Linked DNA regions of Homo sapiens: region 1 is linked to region 2. Evidence: chromatin contacts called from ENCODE Hi-C or POLR2A ChIA-PET data. All regions are on one chromosome and are shown on one strand. Each heading gives the region's core, a stretch centred on a gene start or an enhancer-like site at or near the end of the contact. The rest is flanking DNA. Distances are from core to core; before and after follow the strand shown.

What was found. A loop is a pair of places that touch in the nucleus more often than their neighbours do. ChIA-PET counts read pairs that join two places held with the same protein, here RNA polymerase II (POLR2A). Pooled maps may share reads with other maps.
Region 1: a pooled map shows a loop between it and region 2 (20-fold over the local background). The contact joins the promoter of LINC01215 here to the enhancer-like site in region 2. A Hi-C loop is called at or near these places in 2 of 37 single-sample maps with no recorded cell type and 7 of 50 pooled maps. POLR2A ChIA-PET finds 5 or more read pairs at or near these places in 1 of 52 experiments (activated T-cell).

Annotation. Positions count from the first base shown.
Region 1 is chr3:108,123,814-108,129,074 of GRCh38, forward strand. It overlaps LINC01215 (long intergenic non-protein coding RNA 1215), which reads left to right and starts at 1,251. Exons shown (of 2, transcript NR_110030.1): 1 at 1,251-1,329. RefSeq lists enhancers at 434-693, 488-988, 774-823, 894-1,033, 1,314-1,363 and 2 more.
Region 2 is chr3:105,825,552-105,830,602 of GRCh38, forward strand. The region is part of intron 3 of CBLB (Cbl proto-oncogene B); the gene reads right to left. Among named protein-coding and RNA genes, the nearest start is that of CBLB, 41 kb to the right of the region's middle. RefSeq lists a silencer at 3,403-3,452. Within about 2 kb of position 2,545, at least 7 of the 41 ENCODE cell types and tissues checked have a DNase peak (open chromatin) inside an H3K27ac peak, as active enhancers do.

The DNA of each region.
Region 1 (5,261 bases), core at 1-2,500, 2.3 Mb after region 2:
ACACATTTAAAAAGGCACAATTAGAAGAATACCGCAAAAATAAAAAGAAAAATTCAGTTTGATCTGAGGGGGAAAAGAAAAAGCTGTTTTCATGAAAAACAGATTTTGAAGTACTTTTGTCATCAGCTTCCTTTCAATTCTTCTGGTTAATTTCATGAAGGCTGTGCGACCTTTCAACTTCCAAATGTTTGCAGGAGGGAAGGGTGGTAACGTGTGAGTGGAAAAACAATTAATTTTCAAGGTATGGGATTTTATAGTAGAGACTTCCTTAGCAGGATGGACCGTGACAGGGTGTTAGTGATGGAGACCTTAGGAGGAGAGGGCAGAAGATATGGGTTTGAGGTCCTGATGTACTCTGCCTGCTGTGTGATCTTGGACAAGTTCCGACCCCTCTCAGGGGTTCAACATCTTCCTACCTACATGAAGTGATGGGATCAAACACCTCTGTGGCCCTCTCTAGTCTATATGTTTGCATTTCTAACTGTAGAGCATGATAAAAAAATAAATCAGAAGTCAGTGATCTTTAGGTTACTAGTCAGGATGAAACTCAAAAGATCTATTTTTAAAATTATGAGTATTGGGTGTGGTGAAAATATTCATATTTGGGGTCAGAGAGTTTTTCTAATAGAATCAATTCTAGAGCATTCAGACTTGCTCTCACCCCAAAGAGGAAGTGAATGAAAGCTCTTCTTTCTCCTCTGCTGCTTTCTTTGTCCATGGGAGTATGCAAATTTTTCTGGCAACACAGAAGACTGAACACAGGAAGCCTGAACCCCGTGAAGCCATAAGGCTTAGCATGGGTGTGGAGGGTGATCAACCCCTCATCTGTCATTCAGAACTCCATGCTGCAACACAGAGGGGAAAAAAAACCTTCTGCTCCCTGTTTCAACCTCAAGGGCAGAGAACACAGGCCGAGTTGCTGTTCTTGTCTCACAATCTGGAGGCCAGAAGTCTGAAATCAAGGTGTCGGCAGGATTGGCTCCTTCTGGGAGCTGCGAGGGAAGTATCTGTTCCAGGCCTCTCTCCTTGGCTTACAGATGGCTGTTGATATGGTTTGGCTGTGTCCTCACCCAAACCCCATCTTGAATTGTAGTTCCCATAATCTCCACGTGTCATGGAAGGGACCCGGGGGAGGTAATTGAATCATGGGGGCAGTTACCTTCACGCTGTTCTCGTGAAAGTGAGTGAGTTCTCAGGAGATCTGATAAGGGGACTTTCCTCATTTTACTCACTCAGTTCTCTTCCTGCCACCACTTGAAGAAGGACGTGTTTGCTTCCCCTTCTGCCGTGATTCTAAGTTTCCTGAGGCCTCCCCAGCCATGCTGAACTGTGAGTTAATTAAACCTCTTGCCTTTATAAATTACCCAGTCTTGGGTATGTCCTTATAGCAGCATGAGAATGGAAATACAGCCATCTTCTCCATGTGTCTCTTTACATTGTCTTCCCTCTGTAAGCGTTCGTTTCTGTTATAAGACACTAGTCTTATTGGATTAGAGACTGTAATGACCTCATTTAAATTTGATTACCTCAGTAAACACACTATCTCCAAATAAGGTCACATTCTGAAATATTCAGGGTTAGGACTCCAGTAATATCTTTTTGTGGGGAGACACACTTCAATCCATAACATACTATAAGAGAAGGGAGCGCTTACCACTGTCCATTACCTGGAACCAGTTCAGACAACCATCATCTTTCTACATGCGATGGAGAAAACAGTTCACCTGGGCATTTTTGCTATGACAGGAGGAAACGTCAATATCAAACCATTGGAGAAGGTAGCTGAGTCATTCATTTGTGGCAGCAACCATCTTTCCTTCCCGCACCCCCTGGCTAGGCTGCTCCATGTTGGGAGGTGGTGTGTTCAGTACAGCCACAGTGAGCTAAGTGAGGGCTTCAGCTGCAGGCTGGAGTGACCCAGGGAGGAACTGCCGCCTATCAAAAGGAAACACCTGCCACAGAAGGTTCACTGAAGCCTGAGAAAATAAACGTCAAGAGCTCTGGGCTGTGCCACCACCAGTCTCCACCACTATTCTGAGGCAGAATGCACCTATTGGCTCACAATGCTGTGAAAGAAAACAAGAAAGTCGTGATGGTGAGCGCTGCCCTGCAGAGATAATGAGCCACTAGAGTAGTTCTGAGGCAGGAGCCAGAGGAGCTGTGACACAGAGGCAGTCAGGGAGTGGGACTGGGGTCACAGGAGGGGCTGGACCCAGTGGTCTAGTGCCTCATCTCATTCCAGATATGTGACCTAAGATCTGCATGTGTGTGCCTGTGCATGTGTGTGCCTATGTGTATGTGGATATGTGGCAACATATATGTGCATGCATGTAAGTGAGTACACATGCATGTGCATGTGGTGGGGTGTGGGTGACTGGATAGAGGGAGCATGGGGAAAGGGAGGGAAAAGAGGGTTAAAACCGTGACAGGATAATAAGCATCTGAAATACTTAACTACAACAAAATGTTCTGAGGCTTTGTACAGCCTTATTTTCCAAACTGCAGGTTGTGGCTCAGCAGTCAGCTGGGAAATCAATTTACCCATGCAGAGATTCTTAACCTGGGTCTGTGGACACTGCCCTTTCCCCACAAGAGGCCCAAGGATAGAATTGTATTTCAATATCATTGATTTCCTTTGTAAGCCTAAGAGTTTTGCTTTATGCATTTAAAAACACTACAAGAAAGGATCCATAGGCTTCATCACATGGGGTAGAAATGGCACGTGCACACATGCATACACACACACACATACACACAAACAGATACACACACACACACAAACACATATACACACACACACAAGGTTAAAAATCTCTAGGTCAAAACCAGCATTTTAAAAAGTTATTAAGATAACTAGATTATAAAGAAATTAAAAAATTTGAGCTATGCATGTAATGAGGGTACTGTTTTGTGAAACTGGTTTTAGATATACAAATACTTGTGTATATAAAATATACATATGTATATGTGTGTACATATTTATGCACACACATTTATTTATTTGTTTATTTTGTGATGGAGTCTCGTTCTGTCACCCAGGCTGGAGTGCAGTGGCATGATCTCAGCTCACTGCAACCTGTCTCCCGGGTTCAAGCAATTCTCCTGCCTCAGCCTCCTAAGTAGCTGGAACTACAGGCATGCCACCATACCCAGCTAATTTTTGTATTTTTAGTAGAGACGGGGTTTCACCATGTTGGCCAGGATGGTCTCGATCTCCTGACCTTGTGATCTGCCCGCCTCAGCCTCCCAAAGTGCTGGGATTACAGGTGTGAGCCACCCTGCCTGGCCATTTATTTTTAACTGTAGGGCATAGGGCAAAAAATTGATAGCTAGTGTTCAATAGCCTACTGGACATTAGGGTAAAAGATTTTTTTAAAAAATTTTTAAAAATTATGAGTGAGGAATGTAGTGGGCCATTTGTGTTTCAGAGTGGAGGGCTCTGCTATTAGGCAGACATTTGACTTTTCACTCGGCACATCCACATTCCAGCCAGTCTCCCAGTGAATGGTGATAAGCTGGCCCTGATCATGCCTGTATGGCTACACCCCTCTCTGCCTTGTTGAGGCCTGAGTTAATTTGAAGTGTTGCAGAGACATGTGTTGATTCCTGTGGCTACAAGGCTCCCGGAAGTGTCAGAGGCAGAGGTATTGTTTCCTGGGAGGGGTGTCTTCCTGTGTACCGCTGGTGTACCACTGGTGTATGCCTGCCCAGAAGTTTGTTCTTTCACACCCACAGGGCCACCTGAAGAAACAGAGATAGGGTCTCCCACGGAATGGGGCAGCAAAAGAAGTAAAGCAAAAGTGAAGAAAAGAGAAATAGGGGGCAGCAAGTGTTCAGGAAAAGGGGGGTCAGATAGGAGAGAGAAGCAAAGAGAAAAATCAAAGTGTATAAAGCAAGTGGCGGGACTCGCTGAGCTGTAGGTGTAGTAAGAAGCTATCACACCAGCCTGTTAGCTCCCTGCAGGATTCACAGCATCAAGGATGGTGAAACCGAAAGAAAGAAAAGGTAGTTCAGCAGGAAAGATCAACAAAGACAAATCCTGGGACGAATCCAAGCTGCTATTAGAATCGAACCAAGCAAAGATATGACCACCTATGTTAGCGACCTGTTGCTTAGTTTATTTTAAATGAAACTCATATTTACTTGATTAATTTAGAAAATCTGAGATTCACTAGAGCAGGAACTTTGCCTTCCTCAGTTCCTAGACCAGTACCAGTTACATGGTGAAGGCTTAATAAATATTTATAAAGGAATGTTAATTAATCAGCTGGTAATTGATATGTAAAATTGCTTGAAATTATAAAATAATAGTGACAACTAAAAGTAATACAGTGCATAATAGTTTAGAAATCAACTTCATGATTATCTCATTTAATCCTCACACAGTCCCATCAGGTATCACCATGATCATCCTCACCTTAAGAATAAGACACTAGTTCGAAGCCACTCTATGATTTGTGCCTGGGATTTTAATCAATATTCTCTGATGCAAAAGCCAACCTAGCACTTTGCCTCTTTGGTCATGTTGTATGTGCCCACTCATGATAAGTGCTTGGTATATTTAAGTAGTCATATCCATAGTAGGTATAGGTATCAGTTTGGATTCTCCAGGAAGCAGAATTACGAGTGTATGAGGAGGAGGGGGTCACACCTGGGAAAGATAAAGGGAGACTGATCAAGGTGGGGCAATGTATTAGTCCATTTTCACACTGCTGTAAAAAAATACCTGAGCCTGGGCAATTTATAAAGGAAAGAGGTTTAACTGATTCACATTTCCACATTGCTGGGGGAGCCTCATACTTAGAATCATGGCGGCAGACAAAGAGAAACCAAGGACCTTCTTCACATAGTGGCAGGAGAGAGAAGAGCCAGTGAGTGAGGAAGTGCCACTCTTTTAAAATTATCAGATCTCATGAGAACTTCCTTACTACCATGAGAACAGCTTGAGGGAAACCTTCCCCATTATCCAATCACTTCCCACTAGGTTCCTACCTTAACACCTGGGGATTACAACTCAAGATGAGATTTGAGTAGGGGCACAAAGCTCAACCATATCAGACAGGGGTGCTGATGTGCCACTTATGAAAGGAGAGGCAGAAGGAAGCAGGATGGAGCTGGGAGTGTCTCAGTCCATGATGTAGATCTGACGAAGTCTTAGCCAATATAATGGAAGTCCCATAGCAAAGACTGCCTGCAAGAGAGTCCCACACTGGATAGAAATGGCCTGGCCTGGCCATGAACCTCCATGCTCAGGCAATGTC
Region 2 (5,051 bases), core at 1,295-3,794:
GGACAGAGTAGGCGCTCAACAAATATCACTGAAGGAACTGATGAATAAATAAATTAATGAATAAAAATTTGAGACTACAGTAGATTAACAATAGCAGATTTTACTGCCATGTATCTCTTGCCTCAGCTTTTAGAGTAAAAACAACTCCTCATTAAATTGTTTTAAAGGTACAAAGTGCTTTGCCATTAGTTGAAATTTTTGTCTGCTTTTGCCTGACTCTTCCTGATGAAAACATATAAAGGCTTGAATACAAAATAGCATGATATCACTATCACAGACTAATGTTAAGCATTCATTTTCCAGTACAATAAACAATGTACCAAAGATCGACCCCAATTTTTATACTCGTATTTCATTTCAAATCAGAACAGCATTTTTGAGAGTATTTTAATGACATACAAATTCCTAAAAATTAAACAAAATGAATTAGTAGATTAAATTCTTGAAAAGATAGCTTCAACTAAGCTCCTTAACAACAATTTCCTTGACTTTTGAAATTTAACGTCAAGCACACTGGAGTTTGAAATGGCTCCAGCATGACACGGCTCCAGCATGACAGCATGACATGGATCCAGCATGTCCCCAATTTTGTTTATGGGGACTCAAGTTAATTGTACAACTCATGTAGTGCTACAAAATAGTAGATACTTCAAAATAATCCATTAGCTTCTTGATCAGAGAAACGAACATACAAATATTTACCACATACACAAAATGCTCTATTAAGTCATTCATAAAGAAGTAATAAAACCATATAACAAGGCAGTATAAAACATGATCTCCATTTTGAAAAAAGATAAAATATTAAACAAGACATGCTATCCTAGAAACACTTTAGCTTTTTGGTATAAAATCCAACAAATTTCTTACTCCACTCTCCAGTCTTTGCCGTCAGACAAACTATATTAGACTAATCATTCATGTGCATTTTAAATGGTGCCACTTCACTGCTTAAGAATGCACAATGGTTTCTCGACAGCTTTTGTAAGATCAAATCTATATTCTTTAGCCCTCCATTATTTTGCCCCCAACTTCCATTCACCCTTTCATCCTCTTGTACCATTCTCTCAAATACTCTTCATAATATAAAGACTTACACTGACATCTACAAGGATGTACCTGCTGCTGGGGTCAGAAGATTGTGGAAGCCTTGGCAGAAAAGGCTTCTGAACATAAACAGAAAAGCAATGATACACATGATGCAAATGCACCCAGAAAATCCCATTACTGCTCCCAGGACCAGGAGACAGGGGATGTGGTATTAGAGGATTTTCTATGTTGGTATGAAAGGAAATGTTCCCTCAACTTTCTCATTCATATATAAAATGAATTTTAAAAAATAAATGAATCCCAGGCAAGAAAGACTATGTGTGTTCACTCCCTGGTTTTCTTCAAAATGCAAGATGCGTGGTATTTACATACACTTACAGCTATGCATAATGAATGTGATGGAATTTATTAGCACAGCCACAAATACAGGGCTTTGAAAGGAAACCAAGAGTAGGACATGAATTGTTCCTGTAATATAATATGGCGCTCCTTTCAATTTTTCCCCACCTAGAGCTTCACACATAGTTTACAACGATTCTGGCAAAGGTAGGGTATTTCAACACAATGAAACATAACTAAATAACTTGGAACCAAATGCTGTCATTCAGTGAAGCTATATTCCATCCCCAGAGTAAATGACGTAAGTAACCTTCTGGACTGAAAATGACAAACCAAACAATGCTTTCTGAAAATTTCTCATTCATCATTATGAAACTTTTTTTTTCCCTCGTACCCATCTCCCACACAGAAGTTGGTTCCCATAACACTCACAATTTCTTGTAAGTGTTATTACTTAGTCTAAAAGGTTGCAAAGCACAGGGCATTTTTCCATCCATTACAATATAAACTCATAAACTCCCCAAGCAAGTAACTGAATTTTACCAGTGTGTATGTGTGTGTGTGTGTGTTCAGAAGTAACGCCAGGAACCTGGTCTCTGTTAAGGTCCTTAAACTCCCATGGACTGGCCAGGGAGCACTTTACCAGCACTGGCCCAGACATTAGCCAAAGGCAGAAAGGGGAGGGAAAGACATGAGGGAGGAAGACAAAGAAAGGGAGGCAAAGCAGACACAAAAATTTAAGACAGGAAATTTAGATTATCAAGAGACAGCACTCTGTTTACGCCTCAAATGGGTCATACATCTAACAGTTACAGATAGTCACAAAATGGTTTAATACTGAATAACTGTAATATAAAAGCAGTATTAGCATGAATCCAGTGGTTGCTCTGAAAACAAGATATAGTTAATAATGTTTTATTTCACATGAAAATGCCTTCACATATTATGCAAATTTGAAACTTAAACCTCAAAAAAACACAGCAGAAATGGTGAATTCTGTCAGCATGGTAATGTATTTTATACACAGTTTTGGCTAAGTGTGACAGAATAATACTATCTGATGCTGATGTTTATTTCCTTCTCGCCTAAGCAAAGCAGCTCTAGTCTATGGAGAAGTCAAGGACTTAGGCTCCTTCTCCCATCCCTGTTCCATCACCCTCCTTCACATGGTTGAGATGACTCATAACCCTGTTCACATTCTAGCCAGCAGGGAGCAGGAAAAAGGGGAATGAGCGGGCATGTGGCTTCCCTTTAAGGGCATGATCTAGAAGCTGCACAGCTCACTTCTACTCACATCCAATTCATCAAAACTTGCTCACAGGGCCACATCAGCAACATGTGAACCCAGGAAATGCTATCTTTACTATGGATGGATAACAATGGGGAAATATATAATGATAGGAAAGGGACAAAATGGATTTTGGAGGCAATTAGCAATCTTTAATACAGATGTCAAAGGAAACGACAAAACAATTTTCATTAAATATTAAATGCTGTTTCACTGAGTGGACTAAACTAAGTTAGAATAAGATTTTTAATTTTTGTCTTTTCTTAAAGGAGAAAATATTAAGATAGACGCCAAAATACTTGAAAGTTAAGATTATATGAAATACTAAACATTTTCTAAACTAACAAAATAAGTATCTTTTCAAATTTTAGTTCCACACATTTTTTTAGCATAAAATAGAAAAGAAATAAATATGCACTAATAAGTTTAAATAATTTCACTCTTGACCCTAGGGCAAAATACTATCTTTCCTTGAGTCATATATTTGTAAGAGAGATGATTATACATAAAATATAAACTGAAATAATTTTACAAATAAACTTTATTTTTCAAACACAACCTACTCGATTTTAACAAGAAACTGTAGGTCTAAGGAGCTCAGCCCTGAGTCCAGAAAGGTCAAAGGAAGTTTTATACAACGTTCTCTTGGGACATTTCATGACATCACCTACAAAGACAGTTCAAGAAGGTGAGAAAACATTTTAACCACAGTGGAACAGAAGCTTCTAGGGAACCTCTATACCACATTTCTAGACCAGAATATTTAACATATATAATTTGCCACAATTCTTTTTAAGTTACAGTCTTTCTTCTTCCTAAATACAAAAAAAAAAAAATTCATTAACAATCAATTTTGTTTTTTTAATCCCCTGTCCTCCCATGTAATGAATGCTGATGAGATCCTGAAATATTCCCCAAAGTAATGAAAAAAAATTAAAAATGCCCAGTTCATATAGCTCCTAAAATATGCCTCCTTTTAGGAAATACAAGTTACTTTTCTAATCTGGTTTTGTAGCTTATGAAAAAAATAAACATTCTTGAATACACAGGTAAAATAAACGTAACGAATACTGTTTGTCTTTCCATAAAGATGTTTTGTCACAGTAAAGGCAAGAAGATCAACTCTCACACACAAAACTGCAGCTATCAGCTGGGTGTGGTGACTCATGCCTGTGATCTTGACGCTTTGGGAGGCCAAGGCAGGAGAAATGCCTGAGCCCAGGAGTTCAAGACCAGCCTAGGCAACATGGCGAGACCCTGTCTCTACAAAAAATTTAAAAATCAGCCAGGCATAGTGGCATGTACCTGTAGTCCCACCTACTTGGGAGCCTACTTGGAGACTGAGGCAGGAGGATGGCTCAACCTAGTAAGTACAGGCTGCAGTGAGCTGTGTTCATGCCACCACACCATAGCCAGAGCGACACAGCAAGACCGTCCCAAAAAAAAAAAAAAAAAAAAAAAAAAAAAAAAAAACCAAACTGCAGCTATCTTCATAATAATGGAGGAAGATTTCTTCCAAAATCAAATTTTTCTATTTTTCTTCTACATTATTATACTTTTGAAACATTTCTTTATATTTCTAGTTAATTATCCTACTGCAAGAGAAATTCTTGCTATTGAAAGCCATGATAAGAAGTGTAAATCATCTATTACATATATTTGAAGTGGTATCTTCAAATAGTTTTAATTTAAGGGGATATCTCATTTCATATGTAATTAGTCAGCACATGTATAAACCCAAGGATCCCAACTGTCAGATGTATTTTATTTGCTTCCCTTTTCACTAGAATTCTTACTCTGGGGAATTCCAATGCCTTAGGTGTTATAAATGAGAACAAAGAAGAAGGAGTGATGCAGAGTTATCACACTTTCTACCTCCTCCCCTGCCCCTGCCCCAGTAATGCATTGCTGCCAACATCAAAACATCTTGGAAGGCTGTCCAGGGTATCGTTACCTTACAAATCCCCATGAACCATGATGAGAAAAGCCTACTATTAATAAATAAATAAAGCCACGTAATAGGTGTCCAAAATTGCCTAATAAGATTGCCCATTGTTTATATGACAGACATTTAGATCCTTGTACTCTGTACTTAATTTCCTACCAGAAGCAATATTTCCTATCAAAGACTTTTCCTTTGTTGTATGTAATAATTTCCCCTGACTCAGCACTATAAGGATCTGAATGTTTTTCTTCTGTTACAGGAAGCGTTGGTAACCCGGATACAGAATCAATCTTATAAAGCATCATATAACAAGAAAGATCAGTCAGACTTAGTCATGAAAGACAGGAGCCAGATTAAAAACTAGGTATTTTTTGTTGTTGTCTTAAAAGACCAATTTCTGTATCTAAAAGTTTGTTTCCAATAAATAAG